Regions from separate parts of the Homo sapiens genome. Here region 1 is linked to region 2. The links are chromatin loops, found by intact Hi-C in ENCODE. Cell type or tissue: MCF 10A. All regions are shown on one strand. Each heading gives the region's core, and the rest is flanking DNA. Links, peaks and the distances in the headings are about the cores only.

Region 1 (10,659 bases), core at 1,867-9,866, 940 kb before region 2:
ACTCTCTCAGACCACAGTGGAATAAAATTGGAAATCAACACCAAAAGGAACCCTCAAAACCACGTAAATACATGGAAATTAAATAACTCCTGAATGATTGTAGCATCAACAATGAAATCAAGACGAAAATTTAAAAAACATTTAAACTGAATGATAATAGTGACACAACTTATCAAAACCTCTGGAATCCAGCAAAGGCAGTGATAAGAGGAAAGTTCATAGCATTAAATGCCTACATCAAAAAGTCTGAATGAGCACAAATAAACAGTTTACCTCAAGGAACTAGAGAAACAAGAACAAACCAAACCCAAACCCAGCAGAAGAAGAGAAATAACAAAGATCAGAGCAAAACTAAATGAAACTGAAACAAAAAAATATATAAAAGATAAATGAAACAAAAAGCAGGTTCTTTGAAAAGATAAACAAAATTGATAGACCATTAGCGAGATTAACCAAGAAAATAAATAAGAAGATCCAAATAAACTCAATTGGAAACAAAACGGGAGATATTACAACCAATACCACAGAAATACAAAAGATCATTCATGGATACTATGAACACTTTTATGTGCACAAACTAGAAAACCTAGAGGAGATGGATACATTCCTGGAAATATACAACCCTCCTAGATTAAACCAGGAAGAAACAGAAGCTCTGAACAGACTAATAACAAGCAGTGAGATTGAAATGGTAATTTTTAAAAATTGCCAACAAAAAAAAGTTCAGGACCAGATGGAGTCACAGCTGAATTCTATCAGACATTCAAAATAGAATTGTTACCAATCCTATTGAAACTATTCCATGAGATAGAGAAAGAGGGAATCCTCCCTAAATCATTCTATGAAGCCAGTGTCACCCTAATACCAAAATCAGGAAAGGACATAACAAAAAAAGAAAACTACAGACCAATATCCCTGATGAATATGGATGCCAAAATCCTCAACAAAATACTAGCTAACAGAATCCAACAGCATATCAAAAAGATAACACACCATGATTAAGGGGCTTTCATACCAGGGATGCAGGGATAGTTTAACATACACATGTCAATAAATGTAATACACCACACAAATAGAAGTAAGAACAAAGATCACATGATCATCTCAATAGATGCAGAAAAAGCATTTGACAAAATCCAGCATCCCTTTATGACTAAAACCCTCAGCAAAATCAGCATAGAAGGGACATACCTTAATGTAATAAAAGTCATCTATGACAAACCCACAGCCAACATTATACTGAATGGGGAAAAGCCGAAAGCATTCCCCCTGAGAACTGGAACAAGACAAGGAGGCCCACTTTCACCACTTCTATTCAACGTTGTACTGGACATCCTAGCCAGAGCAATCAGAAAAGAGAAAGATTTAGGGCATCCAAATCAACAAAGAGGAAGTCAAACTGTTGCTGTTTGTTGATGACATGATTGTAGACCTAGAGAAGTTTAAAGACTCATCCAAAAAGTTCCTACATCTGATAAATGACTTCAGTAAAGTTTCACGATACAAAATCAATATACATAAATCAGTAGCACTGCTATACACCAACAGCAACCAAGCTGAGAAAAAAATCAAGAACTCAACCTCTTTTATAATAGCTGCAAAAAAATAAAAATAAAATGCTTAGGAATATACCCAACCAAGGAGGTGAAAGACCTCTACAAGGAAAACTACAAAACACTGCTGAAAGAAATCATAGGCAACACAAACAAATGGAAACATATCCTATGCTCATGGATGGGTAGAATCAATACTGTAAAAATGACCATACTGCCAAAAGCAATCAACAAATTCAATGCAATTCCCATCAAAAGGCCATCATCATTCTTCACAGAACTGGAAAAAACAACCCTAAAATTGATATGGAACCAAAAAAGACCACATAGCCAAAGCAAGACTAAGCAAAAAGAACAAACTTGGAGGCATCACATTATCTAACTTCAAACTATACTATAAGGTCATAGTCACCAAAACAGCATGGTACTGTTATAAAAATGGGCACATAGACCAATGGAACAGAATAGAGAATCCGGAAATAAAGCCAAATAATTATAGCCAACTTATCTGTGACAAAGTAAACAAAAACATAAAGTGGGAAAAGGACACTCTATTCAACAAATAGTGCTGAGATAATTGGCAAGCCACATGTAGAAGAATGAAACTGGATCCTCATCTCTCACCCCGTATAAAAATCAACTTAAGATAGATAAAATACTTAAATCTAAGACCTGAAACCATAAAAATTCTAGACGATAACTCAGAGAAACACTTCTAGACACTGGCTTAGGCAAAGACTTCATGACCAAGAACCCAAAAGCAAATGCAACAAAAACAAAGATAAATATATGAGACTTAATAAACTAAAAAGCTTCTGCACAGCAAAGATATAATCAGCAGAGTAAACAGACAGCCCACAGGTTTGGAGAAAATCTTCACAAACTATGCATCTGACAAAGGACTATATCCAGAATCTATAAGGAACTCAAATAAATCAGCAAGAAAAAAATAATAATCCCATCAAAAAGTGGGATAAGTACATGAATAGACAATTCTCAAAAAAAGATATACAAATGGCCAACAAACATATGAAAAATACTCAGCATTACTAATTATCAGGGAAATGCAAATCAAAACCACAATGATATTCCACCTTACTCCTGCAACAATAGCTATAATTTGAAAATTAAAAAATAATAGATGTTGGCATGGATGTGGTGAAAGGACAACACTTTTACACTGCTGGTGGGAATGTAAACTAGTACAATTACTATGTTAAATAATATGGAGATTCCTTAAAGAACTAAAAGATCTGCCACTGGATCCAGCAATCCCACTACTGGGTATCTACCCAGAAGAAAAGAAGTCATTATATGAAAACACATGCATGTTTATAGCAGCACAATTTGCAACTGCAAAAATATGGAACCAGCCCAAACGCCCGTCAATTGAGTGGATAAAGAAAATGTGAGATTGGATAGATAGATAGATGATAGATAGACAGATAGATAGATAGATAGATAGATAGATAGATAGATAGATAGATATGAATACTATTCAGCCATAAAAAAGGAATGAAATAATGGCATTCACAGCAACCTGGATGGAGTTGGAGACCATTACTCTAAGTGAAGTAACTCAGGAATGGAAAACCAAGTATCGTATCATAAGTGGGAGCTAAGCTATGAGGATGTAAAGGCATAAGAACAATACAATGGACTTTGGAGACTTAGGGAGGAAAGATGAGAGGTGGGTGAGGAATAAAAAGCTACACTTTCGGTGCAATGTATACTTCTTGGGTGATGGGTGCACCAAAATCTCAGAAATCACCACTAAAGAATTATCCATGTAACCAAACACCACCGGTTCCCCAAAAACCTTTTGAAATAAAAAGAAAAAAAAAATATGGATCTATATGAAGGAATGCACAACACTAGAATTGGTAGCTACCTGGAAAAATAAAAATAAAATAAAATGTATGAGAAAAATAGTCCAAAGGCTGAAAGAGGGAAAATAAAAGTATATTATTATATGATTATTATACTTTATAGAAAGCTGTGTAATATTGATTCTAAATAGACTGTAATAAGTTAAAAATGCATATTTGAACCTCAGATCAATGTCTTAAGAAAACAAAGAGATACAGTTCAAAAACCAATTTAGGAAATAAAATATAATATTATAAAATATTTAATTAACACAAATTATTATTCTGCCACTTACTTCTTATGTAACCTTATGTAAGTTATTTCAACTTCTTTTAACTTCAGTTTCCTCATCTCCCATTAAATGTATTTAATAATATTAATTTCATTAAGTTGTGATGATAAACCAATCTTAAAGTTCCTTGAGGGAAAACACCGTATCTTTTTAATTGTATATTGTGTATACCAGGCACAGTGCTTGGCACATGGATTTTTACATTAAGTAATTTTTCTCTTAAATCCTACCCTATATGACTTAGTGCCTGGCATACGATAGACGTGCAATAAATATTTTTAAGTAAATCTATGGCAAAGTTTTCTATTAAATGATGAAATACAGTAAGATATATCAAAAGTAGAGCAAATAAAATATCACGCATTTTTATTTGATAAACTATAAGTAAAGGGAGAGTTGCATATGTACGTGCAAAAACAAATCAAAGAATATTTGAAGATAATGAAAGACAATGCTTCATTTTTTTGTCTCCTTAACATTGAGATAAACATCAAAATCTACAATGCACCTTAGAAATATAGCCTAAAATAAGCTTATCCTCAAATGATTTAAAATTCATCACATATTGAGTCCTGATGATCTGGAACGATTGTTCTTTCCAAATGAGGTGGTTTCTGGGGACTCTAGTTAGCAACAAGCAGTGAAAGAAAAAAGTTAAGAGTCTCCATATACCAATCACAGATAATGTCTGATTAGCAAGTACTGAGGCCCTGGAACTGTTTGGCCAAAAACCACTTTTATTTAAATACGAAGTAGGGTCAAGGAGAAAAAACAAGACTAACTTATTGAAGCATCTCTAAGAAGACATGTCAAGAAAGTCTTCAGACCTCAGAAATATTTACTGGCTTAAAAGTATTCCCACTAACTCTTCTCATAATTAATAATGGCAATTGTCATCATTTGCTAAGCAGAATTTCTCCAGGCCCTGAGTTAACTTTATATATATTACCTAATTTAGTATTCACAGTAACACAATGATTCCTAAGTCCAGCCTTTTTAAAATTTGAGATAGGCAGGACTTGACTGTCCTGCCTATCTCAAATGTATTATGGAAATGAGGATATCTAATATTAGTGATTATCTGATTAGGCATGCACCTGAAAAGTAAGCCCACCATGATGCCAAGCACATGTAGTCCTAGATGCTTGGAGCCTGAGGCAAGAGGATCCCTTGAGCCTAGGAGCTTGAAGCCAGCCTAGATAACATAGCAAGACTTTGTCTTAAAAAAAAAAGTGTTTAAAGGAATATATTATTATATTCTAACATATTTTTAATTGTTTATATTCATCTGAGATTTTGGAAGGCCTTCATTAATTTACACAGCAGATAGTATCCTCTATGTTTACTCACGCACACACATACAAACACAAAAACAAATACACTTTAGAGTCAGTGCAGTGAAAGGAAAGAATCCAGGCTTCAAAGTCAGGTAAATTTGTTTCAAATATTGTCTCTACCACTTAGAAGATGCATGGCCATGACAAAATATTTAATTCTCCCTTTTCTGATCTATACAATGAGGATAATAGCATCTACCTCCTAGAACTTCTTGGGGTTTAACTTGGGTAGCGTTTGTGACAGACCTCAGCACAGAGACCCATAAATGCTTCTCATCTTCTTTCTTCTTCCAAAAAGTCACATGCATTTAAGAGTCCTACTTTTAAAAAATGACCTGCCATTTGGACACCATCATTTTATGTTTTCTGGACAGCACAGGTCCTACTGTGTTCTCCAAATATTGTAAAGACTTTGCCTGGTCTCTTCTTGTTTGCTTAGCAACCTACCACCAGATGGCAGAAGATGTGTGATGAATCAGAAGCATAAGGGCATCTCTGTTGGGAAGAAGATAGGCATTCCAGAGACGAGAGCAAATAGAATAGTATAGACTCTTCCCACCAATGGATATAAGACATTGTGCAGATAATTCCTACTGTCCATGAGAAGGTAATGGTTAAGATCTCTTCACCTCTTAAGAGCCATAGTTAGTATGTCCCAGGAAAGCTCTGTTCCAGGCTAGACTCAGTCACACAGATCCCACATTCCCATCAGCAGGAATAAGTTAGTGTGGATCTAAATTTAAAAGATTATGACTCAAGTATCATAATGAAGAATGGCAGAAACAAATAATAACAAAATGAATTTTTTTAATTCATGATTCCATACAAATATAAAATGTGTATATATATTATATATGTGTGTGTGGTCATGTTTATATGTTTAACAATGATAAATAAATAATATTTTAAGTGGAGTGGACAAGCAAAAGCTCTGTTTTGCAAAATAATTCTAACTAATAAATTAAGAAGGAATAATAGAATTCAAAAATCACCATTTGCAACCACCATAGTAATAATTGATTGAGATAATAATTAGTAATAGATGCCAAAAGCACAGATGAAAGACTGTTGAAGAACAGGATAGTAACACAATCTGAAATTATTTCTCCTTCAATTACTTATTAATTTTAATGAAGAAAGGTATATTTGATAGTGGGGAAATCTGATGGACCTCACTTTAATCAAAAGATCAAATTTAGCATAACCAATAAAAGAACAAACTGACCTAATGCGTCTCCTAATTAGATACCCTAGGGTGACAATATACAACATCACTTCTGTAGTTTTCTGCCAAAAAAAGTTTAATCTGAATAATAAGAAAATCATTAGACATCTGTCAAATGACCAACCTTGACTCTTCAAAAGGCCAAAAGGACAAAAAAAAAGTTCTAAATTAAAGACCCATAGAGGCATGACATGCCAATGCAATTTTAATTTTTTAATTTTTCAAACTTTTTTAAACACCTATAAAGGACATTTTTGGAACAATTGTGAAATTTTGAATATGGACAAGAAATTAGATACTAGTGTTGTGTTAATGTTGATTTCTTGAGTGTGATATTGATGTTTGGTTATGTCAAAGAATGTCCATTTCCTAGCAAACACAGGCAGAAGAGGCAAGCACCAGGAAACCTGCAACGAATTCTCAGCTTGTTCAGGAAAACAAAAATATACATATATGTTATATATTTTTTTCCTACTGTACATGAGAAGGTAATACTTAAGATTTCTTCTGACTGCTAAGAGCCATTAGTATCCACATATCCCAAGAGAGCTGTTCTTACATTGAATAGCAACAGAGAGAGAGCATACAAGCACAAAAGTGACAAAATGTTAATAATTATATATAGGGTTTAGGTTTATGTGTGTTTATTGTACTACTCTTGGATATGCTTTTTCTTTGAGATTGAACTTTACTGGGGGCTATTTTTCTAATTTTTCAACTGACAAATAATCATTGTACACATTTACAGTGTACATAGTGATGATTTGATACATATAATGTTTAGTGATCAGATCAGGATAATTAGTATATCCATCATCTCAAACATTTATCATGTCTGTGTTGAAAACATACAATAACCTCACCTCTAGCCATTTAAATCTATATAATATTCTTAACTATAGTGGATGACTATAGTTAACAGTAATATTTTTTTTTATATGATTCTGGGAAATCTCATTTGAGAAAGTCATTTCAGTTCTAATTGGGATCTGCCATCCTAGGGGACAAAAGTGTATATTGAAGTTTAAATGAATCAATGAGCAAAATAAGCAAGTCCATGCGTGTTATGAGGAAAGTGGTCTGAATCAGCTGGTTCCCAGAGGTGTGGGGCAAGAGTTTATGCTCCTCCTTCTCTGCTCTTCTGACTATATTGTTCATTTTCTCTTAAATTTCCTAGTTACAAAAATAGCTCAGGCCAGAGGGAGGAGTCATTTTCTTCTCACAATGACAGTCTACAGTGTAAACCTTTATTCTTCTGAATTGCCTTTCCAGTTGGGACCACAGAGATGACTATCAGTGCATCTATAATATAAACATGGTTGCTCTGAGCTCCAGCAGCATGCCCATTTACTGTAAGGCCATATGTGAGCTCCACAGGACGGCAGCATATACGGTTATCTGAATTTATTCTCTACCTGGAATGAAAGTAGGTCATCACATCCATATCTGAGATAGGTCAGACTTCAGAGCTTCTCTCAGCCCCCCAGCTGTTTCCCTTATGTTGTTACACTTTCCAGGGCTGCACAGAGTCTATTTTGAGATTTTTTTTAAAGTGGAAAGTTGGTATGGTGTCTGCGATCCATTGAAATATATTTTCTAAAGGACACACTTCTTTAGAAAACAGGCAGTCTACTGCCCTCCCATTCCCTGCCTCCTGTGCTTAGCCCTTAACCACGTTAAACCTGGAATATACATAGGAATCTATCAGATGTTGAAACAAACAACATGCCCAGGAATCCATTCTGACAGGGACTGGCCAGGTGTGGACTGTCCTTAGGTTCTTCCTTCTTTCTATACCATTTGTAAAAGTGTAGCTCTATATTTTACTACTATGTTAACTTGAATCCAGAAAAATAAACACAAGAATTTCAAATATTTTCAGGGTGTCTTAAACAAATTTCTGCATTTCTGTTAAGCAAATATCTGCATTTCTGTTGCCTCACTTCTAAAATAGTGATGTGTCTCATTAAGTTGCATGGGAATTAAATAAGAATGTGAACTTCTGCTTGATCACGAACTCCTAGAGAGTAAGGACTTCCTCATTCTTCTTTGTGTCACAGCACCGCATCTGAATATAAATAGATGCCTTAACAAAGACAGTCTCCTATTTCCACGTAGTCTAGGAAAGACCATTTTAACTAATAGGTTCTATAGTTATATGCTGTAATATTTGATGTATAACAAGTATATGTAGCTCTGTTTGTTTTGCTGTTCTTACTCTGAATGGCACCAGTTCTTAGATACAAGAAAATACTGGTTTGAATTTTAAAATACCACATTGTTGTCTTTTAATTAGATGATTAAGATAAACAGAGCAATAAGAATATTATTCAAAGGTTTTTCTATCTTAGGACAAGGGTCAGCTAATTTTTTACGAATAGCCCAATAACAAATATCTAAGCTTTGTGGGCTATATGGTCTCTGTCACCACTACTTAACCCTGTGATTGTAATGAGAAAGCAGCCATAGACAATATATAAGTAAATAAACATGACTGTTTCAATAACACTTTACTTATAAACACTGAAATTTAATTTAATCTTAATTTCATTTCATTTTAATTAACTTTAATTTTAATTTCATTTAATTTTCACGTGTCTCAAAATATTCTTTCTTTGAATTTTGTTTCAAACATTTAAGAATGTAGAAAACACTCTTAGCTCGCAGACTATACAAAACAGGCAGTTTGGTGTTAGAATATTACCTGTATTCGAATATTGTATGAATTTATCAAGCATTTTCATATCAATCTAAAATTTGACTTCTAAAAGTATGAGTTAAACAGATATTGAATTGAAATTCATATTTTAAAGAGAGAGGGTTAAGACAATCGTTAAGTGCTTCTTTAGAAAGTAGTCCTTTATCAGAAATGTATTGATTTGTTTTTATTATTTTCTAATAACAATCAAAGTTTCTAAAATTTCTGAATTTAAGTGAACTGTAAAAATTATTTTCACTGTGTAGGTGATTTAGAATGATTAAATTAGTCATGCTTCAATCAGTTTTAATTGCTTGGGGGTGCTAATTAAGAGCACATTTATTCATTTACTTTTTATAAGTAACCTCCCCACACACACAAGTACTAACAATGTTAGAGGTGCCATACACGTTTTTGAGAAAGAAGTATGTATTTTTTTCTTGATATGTAATCATCCCAGTTGGGGGGGTTCAGTATATGTCAATAGAAGGGAGAACTTGACAAACCCAAAAGAAAAGCCAAAATGTATAAAAGACTCTTATCAAAAAAAGGGAGCCTGTTAGGTTATTGTTCACTCTTCTCTAGCTGATTCACCCAAAACTTCAGAACCTATGCTTGAAAACCTGTGTCATCATTTCTTCACATATAGTTGTGAGGGATGGGGAGGATGGGAGTTATTCATTTAACAAATATTTATGAGTTCCTCTTATATGCCAATGACTGCTCAGGCATTGGCAAAGTGGTGGTGAACCAGGTAAGTACGTTCTCTATTCTCACAGAGCTTGCATTCTAGTGAGCATAGGTGAACAAATGAAGAAAAATGTTAGGTAACGACGAGTACAGTGCAAAGAATGTTAATAGGCTATTGTAGCAGAGAGTAACTACTAGGAAGGCTGGTTAAACCAGCTGATCAGAAAAGGGTGTCCAAAGGAAGGTAACACTGAAGTTCAGATATAATTAACAAGAAACTGGTTGCATCTTGAAAGGGAAGTGCATTCCAGGCAGAGGGAACAACTAGAGCAAAGGCCCAAGGTGAGAATGAGAATGAGCTGTTCTATTTGAGAAACAAAAAGAACCCCTGTATGCAGTGTTTTGCAAGCCAGGGTAAGAAGTTTGGATTTTATTTTAGGCATAATGGGGCAAGAGCTTAAGGAGACAGATCAGTAAGAAAGGTATTACTGTAGTCCAGGCCAGAGATGATGGTGGCTGTGAGCAAGGTAGCAATCATGGAGTTGCAAATAAATGGAGGTGGAAAAGGCAGATCTGTTTTGAAGATAAAAGCAACAGGTCTGTAAAACATTAGATGTGGGAGATAAGGAAAAGAGGATCAAGAATGACTCCTCAAATTTTCGTTTTAGCAACTGGAAGGATAAAATTACCACCTACTGAGAAACTAAGACTGTGGGGATGTGGGTTTTGGGTGGGGGCAGAGCAAGAGTTCTGTTTTAGTCATATTAAACTTAAGATACTGTATTAGTTTCCCAGGGCTGTTGTAACAAATTACCACAACCTGTGTGGCTTAAAACAATAGAAATGTGTTCTCTCACAGTTCTGAAGGGCAGAAGTTCAAAATCAAGGTGTGAGTAGCTTAATGAATTCTAACTGATTCATTATAATTCTACATCTGTTGAAAACTGAAATGAGCTCTTCAATTGAGACAGAGAACTGCCTAATGATTAAGAGCA
Region 2 (10,659 bases), core at 1,647-9,646:
AAGGGTTCAAAACTTCATCTTGCCTATTGTTTTTTTTGAAATGGCTAATATGCTGCCAGAAGATGTATCTTAAGTGAAACTCCCATTGTCTGAGTGAGCCCACGCGGAAGGCTGAGTGGAAGCGGCAGTCCATGGTTTGCTTCCAGCTGCAGGCAGAGCCCGGGGGAGAAGAGTACTAGGTAGGACCTACCTGTCTGCACGCCTCCCTCTCACCTGCTTTTCCTTCCTTCCATTGCTTCTTGTCTCTTCCCATGGAAATTGTGTTGTTCAGAATTTCTCTAGCCCTGGAAGGAGATGTTAGGAGGGTGAGCTGGTCTTAGAATCAAGGGAACTTGGATCATAAACTTGAAAATAAAGGAAAGTCTAAAAGAAAATACCAGCTTCTAAGTAACTTTAAAAATCATCTCTCCTTTTTTACAGGGGCTTCAAAATTTCTATGTGGCCTTTTTTTCTGAAGAAAACTTCTGGAAACACACACGCATACACACACACCATCCCCCCCCCCACACACACACACAGAGCACAGAGAGAAAGAGAGTGTGTGTGTATGTGAGAGAGAGAGAGAGAGAGAGGGAGATTCATAGACAGAAACTGGCAAAGAAAGGAAGATAATTCCAGTTAACTTTGCCCTTCTTGCTTGGTAAAGTACGGGAAATTCTGAAAATACCAAAAATTGTCCATGGCAGCGGAAGCACAGGACCCAAATGTGTGCAAAATTTCTCCCCTTTTGAGTTAAAATGACAGTGAAACTGTATATATGTGTGTGTGGTAGTAGAGCCATATGGATCCTGATATGTTTTTCATTTAAGCTTTGTGTAGTCGCCTTAAAATTGTGGCCTTAAGGCATTAACTTACAAAACAAATGTGTTTTGAAATGAGGAAACCATTAAGGTTGACGATGAATTTATGGTGGGTTTTGGTGCTGTTTAGTTAAGGTCACATGTGTTTAGCATATGACACAGACATTAAACTCAAAGCTTCTGTGTTTCAAAACATATAAAAAGCAGTTGCTGACATCTAGCACCCTTGTGGTTCTCCGTGGCTCTTTTCCAAGTGGAAAAATTCCCTGCAACATCAGTGGTTATTGTCCTTCTGGATACAATTACCTTGAATTTAATTCAAATTCGGCAAGACCTTCTGAGATATTTCTAAAATTCTTGTAAAAACTACAACTTTGAAGGAGAGAGGAGATATAGATTTTAAACTCACCTTTGAAACATGCTGGGAAGAGGAACTGATAATTTGGTTTCTTGCTAAGTGGGAAGTGCTCATCCAGTGTCCTCACTCCTGGATCCAATCTCCTGGCTCGTTGATGGGGAAGCCAAGCTCCAAGCCCCACTCATCACAGCCTGCTTTTCTTCTCTGGAGCCTTAGATATTAAGGGCACTTCTTGTGGTTTGAGGGCAAACATGCCATACGTCTCATTTCTCTTCGAGGAGCTGCAGATAACTCTGTTCCTGTGTTTTCACCCCCAAAGCTTTGTAAGGTACATGTAGCATAAGGTCTGATTTCCTGATGTCTCTGATATAAGAGTTTATTTCTGGCCTCATAGAAAAGGAATATAAGACGTGGCTCTCCTGAGTTCACTAAGGGCAGGTACAGCCTACCGTGCCCGTCTCTTAGCTTTTTTCAGGCCCTCTCAGGGAGCTGGATCATCACAGAAAAAGCTATGACCCGCTCCAAAGCCTTGGAGTGGTTGAACTTAGCCTAATCTTTGCACAGAGGAGATCTAACCTGGATTTGGGGTTAGGACCTCTTAACCATCAAGTTGTTGGCATAAGTCTGTTGGCAGAAAAGACTTGTTGGATTGTTGTTGTTATTACAGGTATAATTACTATTATCATTGTCATGATTATGTATTACCTAAATATTTCCAGAATATTATGACATTTTTAACAGTCCCCCTGTTTTATAGATGAAGAAATGAAGAACCAGAAGGTTGAGCAACTTGTCTCTTTACAATAGAAACATTTTTGATACTACATTTGTTTTGTATATGAGAGGGGCTATGGATATGGATGAATGAATGAAAAACTAAATGGATGAATAAATCAGAGCAGAAAGCATGACTTACCCTGATCCACAGATGCTCAATCTCCTATGCTGTCCGTCTTCTATCTAGGCACTCTTTTGTGTGTGCAGTTGGATTGTTTCCCCTTTCAGCCTAGCTTTTCTATTGTCAAAACTTAAATTATATAAACATTAAAGAGAAGCATAAACCCCAAACCCAAAAGAGTTAAATATTTTTCAGTAACTTTAAATGTTTGAGTATTGTAAATACATGCTTTATTTGACAAAAGTGACCCATAGCCATAAAATGCAAGTCTATGTGGAATTCCACTGAGTATCATTATTCTAAAAATGTTCCCAGCATCTGAATTGCCCCTCTGTTCTCTGCAATGGCTCACATATGTACACTCCACCAACAGGCATTGGTGGAACAGAGGACCGATTCACACAGAGATGCATTAGGAATGTGTGAATTCCATTGGCAGACATAGACTGGACAAGGAACTCCATTTTTGAACAGTGCCCAACAAGGAGGGCTGGCCTAGGATACAGACTTAATGAAGTTAAGGGCATGTAATTCCAAAGTGGACTTGAAGAAAGCCACCTCCCTATAATATGACTGCAAAATTGCTTCAGCCTGGACAATCAGCCCAAAACAGAACTAATTAAAGCCAGAGCCATACAAAGTTTAGACCCTAGGCAGTTTGACCCAGAGGTTTCAGAAAGGGTCATATCCAAGACCAGGAAAAGGTGACTATTCAAGGTTACTCCCCAATGCAGTTATATGCCTGATCTCTAAAATCTGAGCTGCACTCTAGTAGTCCACCTCATGACTTTGAATATTGCTTTCATCTCTCCTTGCTGTTTTCCTAGCTTTGTATTTCTCTTCTTATGAGTATGTACGTACTTTTCCTTCAGCCCTGGAGACACATGGTAAATCCCCTTAACATTCATTGCCCACATCACCATAAACATATTGTTATTTTTGATCATGCAGACTTGGAGGAACTTTCTCCCAGTGGAAAATTATATTCAGTTTTAGTACAAGACAGCCTGCTCTTCTCACTGTCGTAAGGGGCAGTATCAATATTTATGTTTTCAAGGTTTCTAACCAAGCTAAATAAGAAAGACTCTTGCTCTCCAGTGAAGTTCTTGGCAAAAGGCCATCATTTGCTCATCTTTGATGAGATGATTTTGAGAAAAGGAAAAAATAAGAAGTTTTAAAATTGTCAGGGACTATGAGATACAGCTGTTTTGGGGTGAATATTAAAGTTTTAGGAGATAAATTGATTCAAGTAATTGAAAATACTTTAAATAATTTGAAATTTAAAGGTGAGAAAATACTTGAGAGGAAATGTAGCAATTTGAGAAGTTTGTTTTCTAGCATTTGTATAATTATTTTCTCATCCCCATGATGATCATGCTGACAGTTGGTACTATCTTCCTATTCATATTAAAGGGTGTCATTGAGAAATGACTGAGTCATATGACAACGGTCATTCAATAATCAATACACATTGCCAATATGTGCATATACTTAGAAAAAAGCCTCTAAAACTTCCATTGACATTCTGGCTACCACGAGTGAGGTATTCTAGAGGTCCTAACACATGACATAGGTGGAATTATGTAATTCATTCCAGAGTTCTGCCTATGTTTGTGGTAGTTGGAGTAGTTATATCTTAATTTTATTTAAAAACCAGAAAGAAAGAAACATAAGGCAGCTGCTATCATCACTTTGACTTCTACCTTATTTTAAAACCCAGTCATTCCTCAGTTTCATCATTTAGCAGAATCTTTAGAGTACCATTCCTTGGAACATCCTTAAGAGGCTGATTCTTTCACAGTGAATTTAATTTGCTTTTATTGTCCCCAAAGTAGAAAAAGCATGAAATCACTTTTGGAACAAGTATATCTTGCTTCCACCTTCTTCTCAAAGAGTGGCAGCAACTTAGCTGGCACAAAGGGAGAGAGTATGATTAAAGCCTCATTAGTGTGTGGGGGAGTAAGGGGGAGGAAAATAATCTAATGGGCTGATTATTTCCTCAAATATTATATTGATATTTTTAGAAAACTCATAAGGTATAATGGGTTGTTTCCTTGTCACTGCTCCACCTTGAAACCTTGCCACTTATTAGCTGTGTGACCTCAGCAAGTCGTTTAGTCTCCCTGAGGCTTAGCATTCTTATCTGTGATTTGGGATAATAATGCCTACTTCACAGGTTTATTATGATAAATTAATAGACTAATGTATGTAAAACATCTTTATGAATCCTAACAAATTCAAATATAATTAGTGGTAGTAGCCATTTTATGCATCACGCTGCCAAATCACACACATTGTAGGATGGATAAGAAGAGAGATTAAGAACTGGTATAGGTAGGAGATCTGGAATGAAGTCAATTAACACATTGGAGTAAACCGCAAAACCAAGGATTAGCAACGGAGGGAAAATGGGACGGGAAGACTTAGAGGGCTGGATTCTTGTGCAGGTCGTGTGGGACCTGTGTAATACAGGATGAATCTTATAATCCAGGATGTTCTTCTCCTTGAGAGGGTGTGACTGGCGATGTAGGGAAAGGACTTTTACAGTTTCACAGCCAAACAGCCGAGGTCTTTGCATTAAATGACAGCTGGAAGAAAGTCTATGGAAAAGTTAGCGTCTTGCATCTAGTCCCAGTCCACATCAAAATGGGAGATGGGTTCTGGAGTCATACCTGGGTTTGAATTGCTTCAGACTGCCTGGTTTTTGGCAAGTCATGTATCCTGCTGTAGCTCAGTTTCCTTATCTGTAAAATGGAATAAGTTGATGTTGATAAGATCAGGTAAGATAATGAATGAAAACTTCCTGCTGCATAATAAACTTAATAAGTATTATTTTTATTTATTATTTATTATAATAGTTTTAATATTAACCAAAGTGAAGATTTACTAATGAGAAAATGAATGAATGTGTTTGCTCTCCTCTTTCTTCTTTCATTTAAAAAGGGAAAGCTTCAATGTGTGAGTTTTAGAACCATCATAAGATGATGTGTATTTTTAAAGGAGTTAAAATTATCCACTCTGCAAGGTTATGGTCTAGGTGGTCTTCACTGAATCATTTGTTAAGTTCATATGCACAAATACTGCAGACAGTCCTGAATTTGGCCGTTTCCTGTGAAAATGAAAGTAGTATCTCCCATCTAGAATCCCTTTGGCGGGCCAAGAGGAAGTGGTATGCCATCTAAACAGTCCGTTATTCTTCTTTTGAGAGAGTGGGTGCAGGGGTTAGGGGTAAGGCTAAGACTGTCATCTTAGGAAAGTGATAGATGTTGTTACCAATGGCGACTCTAGAATTTGCTCGCACGTCTGTTCATTATCTCCTAATACAAGGGCTCCCTCTGCAGGCTCCAACAACCCTCAGCTGTTGCGTGGGAAGCTATGTCCAGCTATGCGACAACCTGTTGTAATTCCTTTATTTGTGAATATTGCTGTATCCACTGACAATAAACTGTGTATCTGAAAATATCACAGGTCAACGCACTTCTTAGGTACCTACGGTGCTGCCTTATGACAAAACCAGTGCCGTCAAATGGCCAAGCAAGACCTGTCCGCAATTCTCTTGCTCACATTTACCAGGTGTGGTGGCCTAACATGGACACACGGCCCATGGAACCACAAAAGATCATTTTCAAAGACCCCACCATAGTGGAGAGACACTACTTCTGTGGATTCTCAGATCATTAAATGCCTAATGTTCCCATCTATCAAAGTATGGTACATATACACTGAGGAACAACTCTCATGCCGTGTTACAGACCAATTCTAATATCTGCAGAACGTTAAGACTTGATTTAAAGTCTATTAGATTCACAAAAGCATTGCTATAAGTCATTATTTTCCCGTAGTTTGAAAGATACAAAAGATTATTTAGATATGTGAAACATAGCTATATGTCAACAATTATATGGATAAGGATGGACAGTTTGTTTTAGGTGAACACTGAAGGACCACAGATGACATGGAACACATCTTAAATTCATTGGCTGAGGCTGCGGGACAGAGAGAACAGTAAGGTATCTACAGGGTCAGCTGTCCTACTGCAGTTGGCCTTCAGATACTCCCAAAGGTTGAGGGTTAGGGGGACGTGAATAAGGGAGACTGTGAAGGAGAGAATGAATAGCAACACTGAGCATTGACAAGGCTGGCCTGAGGTAAACTATGGACCTATTTTAACTGCTTTTCCCGCTTGCTTTCCCATGTGTGGGTATTAGTGTAATTAATACTAGTTGAGGGGAGGTTTTAGCTAACATTCTCACACAAAAAAAATCATGAATTAAATACTACAGTGTCAAATTTTTTCTTAAAACATACTACTTTGTTAAAAAAAAATCTTGCCTTCTCTCCGTATCCCTATGTTAAAAAAAAAATTATGTAACATTTGGTACATCCCAAGAATACACACGACAGATGTAAATTCTAATGATGTTGAATCTACCTGTGTGCTCCTCCCCTTTGCCCAGTTTTAATATCTTTAAAATCATGAATTATTATTAAGGGGGTCTATTACAGCAACACTATCTCAGGTTCACTGGAGAGACTTTTGCTGGATATTGTTTATGGATTTTTAAAAATTGTATTAAAACAATTATGAAAATTAAGCATGCACAAAAGTGGAAAGACTAGTGAAATGAACTCTCATTTACATATCACACTTCCTTAACAATTATCAACACATAGTTGATCTTGTTTTAGCTATATTCTTCACTCCTCCCCTCACCACATTATCCTGAAGCAATCCTCAGACATCATCCATATAAAGCTTTAGCATTTGTCATTCAAATGTAAGAACTCTTTTTAAAAACTTGACTACAATACTATTATCAAACCTAAAACAAATGAACAATTCCTTAATATAGCAAATATCCAGCATTCACATTTCCAAGCTTGTCTTACCCATTTGCTGCAATTGGTTTGTTTGGATTGGGATCCAAATCATGCCCACACATTGCATTTGATTGAAATAGCTCTTAAATCTCTCTTAATCAAAGTAGACTCCTCCCTTGTTTTTAGCTCGCAGTTAGTGTATGTGTTATTTGTACTTGCGGATTTGCTGATGATATCCTCATGGTGTTGTGTAACGTGTTTCTCCCTCTTCCGTCTATTACTGTAAGCTGGTAGTAATAGCCGGCAGGAACTTGGGGACACTCAAAGCTGGTAGGTCAAGAGACGTGTTTACATCCAGGTTCAGTTTTTTCTAGGCCAGAATATTGATAGGTAGGGTGGTGTATTCTCTAATGTATCACAGCAGGAGGCACATGGTGTCTGGCTATATCCTTCCTTTTTTTTTTTCTTTTTTGGAGACAGAGTCTCACTCTGTCACCCAGGCTGGCGTGCAATGGCGTGGTTTTGGTTCACTGCAACCTCTGCCTCCCGGGTTCAAGTGATTCTCCCGCCTCAGCCTCCCCAGTAGCTGGGAGTACAGGTGCCTGCCGCCACGCCTAGCTAATTTTTGTATTTTTAGTAGAGACACTGTTTCATTACATTGGCCAGGCTGATCTCAAACTCCTGACCATGTGATCCACCCACCTCGGCCTGCCAGAGTGGTGGGATTACAGGTGTAAGCCACTGCGCCCAACCTGGCCATATCCTTCCTAACCTTTTCACCTCATCTTGGAAGGGCACAGGTGAACGGAAATGAATGAGAGGAAGCCACCAAATCTGGGGTGGGTTGGGGTGACTGAGCAAAGAGGAGTATTATTTTTGATGAAACTTTCGATGATTTTGGGTAAGATTTACTTAACTATGCTTGACTTGTTTTGTTGGAGAGTGTCAAAATGTTTGGAAGAGAAAAGACATGTCCTTTTAAGATGTAGCAAAGTGTATGAATCAGTCAGGTGTAGTTGGAGAACTTCAGGCAGTGAACTTACACACTCTCCCTTTGAAAGTACTTCATAGGTACTCAAGAAAGGAGTGCTAATGGAAATGTATGTACTACAGGGTTTTCATGTTCTCTACTTGGAGCCCTTGATGTTGGAGTGATCCTTTCAGCTGGCAGGAACTTGGGGACCCTCAAAGATGGGAGTCAGTAGGAGAGAGGTGTTAAAGAGATAATTAGCACCCGTAGCCTTAGAAGCAGCTAAGTACTAAGTGGAACAGATGGAGACAGTATAATAAAAGTGGTCTGTAAGCAAAATAGAAATACATAATTATGAAAGTAGATATTAAAAGAATTAAGTCAGTAATAAAGTACAGTTTTAAAGTGGCCCCCGTCCTTTTAAGGGCTTGGGTTATCTGGAAGTATTTTAGAGTTTATAAGTAGAAAGTAAATTAAAAGATGGACTGTTTTTCTGAATGAACAACTTCAACATTTCTTGTAATTTATGGTTTTTGCAGTGTTGGAAGCTGGAAGCTGTTTAGCTGGTAACAGGATATGGGCAAAACAGGACCTAAGGCTAAAGGTCTTGGGTGGTAGTTCAAAGCCTGACCCTGGTTCTTTTTTTTCTTTATTACTTTATTCAGGCATATTTTACACATTCTAGAATTCATCCTTTTTAAGTATAAAATTCAATGGTTCTTTAAGTAAATTTGCTACTAAGCTATACAGCCATCACCATAAATCAGTTTTAGGTCATTTTTATCCCCCCAGTAAAATCCCTCACGACCATTTATAGTTAATCCATGTTGCTGTCCCTGGCCCCTGGCAGTGACTAATCTACTTTTTGTTTCTATAGAGTTACCTTTTCTGGGTATTATTTATAAATGTAATCATATATCTGGCTTCTTTCATCAGTAATAATGTTTTTGAGGTTCATTCATGTTATGGCATTTATTCATAGTTTATTCCTTTTTATTGCTGAATTTACAGCACTTTGTCCATTCACCAGTTGATGGGCATTTAGGCTGTTTCTAGTTTTGGATGATTATGTATAATGCTGCTAAGGGCATTCATATGCAAGTCTCTAAGTGGACATACATTTTTATTTTCTTTGGGTGTATATGTAGGAGTGAAATGACTGTATCATTTGGCAAATTTATGTTGAACCTTAAACCACCAAACTGTTTTCCAAAGTGGCTGCACCAGCAATTATGAGGGTTCCTGTTTTTCTACATCCTTCTAGCCCTGCACCTTAATAGCTGTGCAGACTTGGGCAAACCTTAGCTTCCACTTTAATAAAATAGGTGAGTGGAGCTGACATATACCAAGTGCCTATTCTGTGGTAAAAATCATGATAGAAACACTTACAAGCTTTGTCTCACTTAATTCTGAGCCCTTTGAAATGTAGATATTATTTTCTACATATGTGATGAATTTACCGAGGTTCAGAGAAGTTACATAAACTAGACATCATTATAATGCAAGATTATTGTGAGTACTAAATTATATCAAATAACATATATGAACATACATGGCATAGTCTTGGGAATACAGAAGGTGGCTAATGAAGCAATTTTTATTTCTCTCCTTCTTCCCATCATTAGCATCTCTAGTAGGTCTTGCCACAGGGCGTCACCTACCCTCATCAGGTACCACCAATTTTCTGGTAATAGTTGCCAGCTATGAAGCTGTCATGCCTTAGTGAAGCTGAAAATCCTTTTTAGAGTTTACCCTGCAGTTCCAGTTAATGAGGTGGCAGAAACATCATAACTCAAATAGCATAATCTTTGTTGCATACAATGATAAAAGCAACTAGTTCAGGATATGATTATATTTCTTAATGGTTGTTTTTTATTCTTGTCTCTTCTTCCATCCTCTATTCACAATACTCGTAATTACTTTTCCAAATTCTAGAGAAGAGGGTTCTGAAAAAAGTTAATGTTGCCAAGAAGTTAATTGACTTGATTAATTTGAAATGGACCTGGATCTGTTGGTTTGAAGATTGCCTAGGTGGTAATAGAAAAGTGATCTAGGAGAAGAGGGTTCAATTAATACCTTAGTCACATTCAAGAAGTTTTTGATATTAAAATATATATATTGAAAAAAACATAAAGTCTTTAAAAAATTAGTAACTTGTTATTTGTTGTGTCTTTTCAGGGAGAGCCTGGGGTCAGAGGCCCTCCAGGTCCTTCTGGGCCTCGGGGCGTAGGAACCCAAGGGCCAAAGGTGAGTCCTCAGCTCAGTGCTTTGTGTGAGGGTCAGATATCATCAGTGACAAACAAGTGAACAGTAACTTCATAATAAGTGTTCGTCTTGGTGTTGACTTATTTTTTTCTTGGTGACTGATGAAACGTCTTATTTTTCATATCAGGTGAACGTTCAGTAAAATAGAACATTCGAGTTTATAAAGCCATTCACTTCCCCCAAAAGAAATGAGCAAGTCAGCCTCTTTTTAACTGCAAAGTGCTCAGAACATTTCTGGGTTTCTTAGAGGCTGTGCCGTCATCAAGAAGCACATCTTTACTTTGGCAGAGGTGCCTCAGGTGGCTTTTTTAACAGGTCACCTGCTAATGTGTCATTGTGCCCTTTGTGCCACAGCTACTCTGGCAGGGTGTCAGTACAAGGGTCTAGACTGATTGTCCCTGGAGAAGATGAGAGCAACTTCTTTTGGCCCAGTTTCCCTCCTTTCTATGTCTCCTTCAGTTTGGTGGTTATTCATCCTTTTATTCTTTTAATCCAGTGTTTCTCAAAGAGGGAGACTTTGTTTCCCTTCCCTGGCTTCAGAGAACAT

What was found. Peaks named below come from ENCODE experiments on the same cell type or tissue, not always from the same donor. Only the 100,000 strongest peaks of a DNase experiment are listed, where the experiment ranks them.
Region 1: a loop joins it to region 2, with 11 times the contacts of the local background. A loop is called at or near these places in 2 of 110 quality-filtered maps.

What each region holds. Positions count from the first base shown.
Region 1 is chr7:8,360,534-8,371,192 of GRCh38, reverse strand. No RefSeq gene overlaps it. Among named protein-coding and RNA genes, the nearest start is that of NXPH1, 68 kb to the left of the region's middle. In MCF 10A, for the core only: a CTCF peak has its summit at 5,479 (motif pointing right); a DNase peak (open chromatin) is centred at 5,512.
Region 2 is chr7:7,419,320-7,429,978 of GRCh38, reverse strand. It overlaps COL28A1 (collagen type XXVIII alpha 1 chain), which reads left to right. Exons shown (of 35, transcript NM_001037763.3): 26 at 10,026-10,094. Among named protein-coding and RNA genes, the nearest start is that of COL28A1, 110 kb to the left of the region's middle. In MCF 10A, for the core only: a CTCF peak has its summit at 5,382 (motif pointing left); a DNase peak (open chromatin) is centred at 5,388.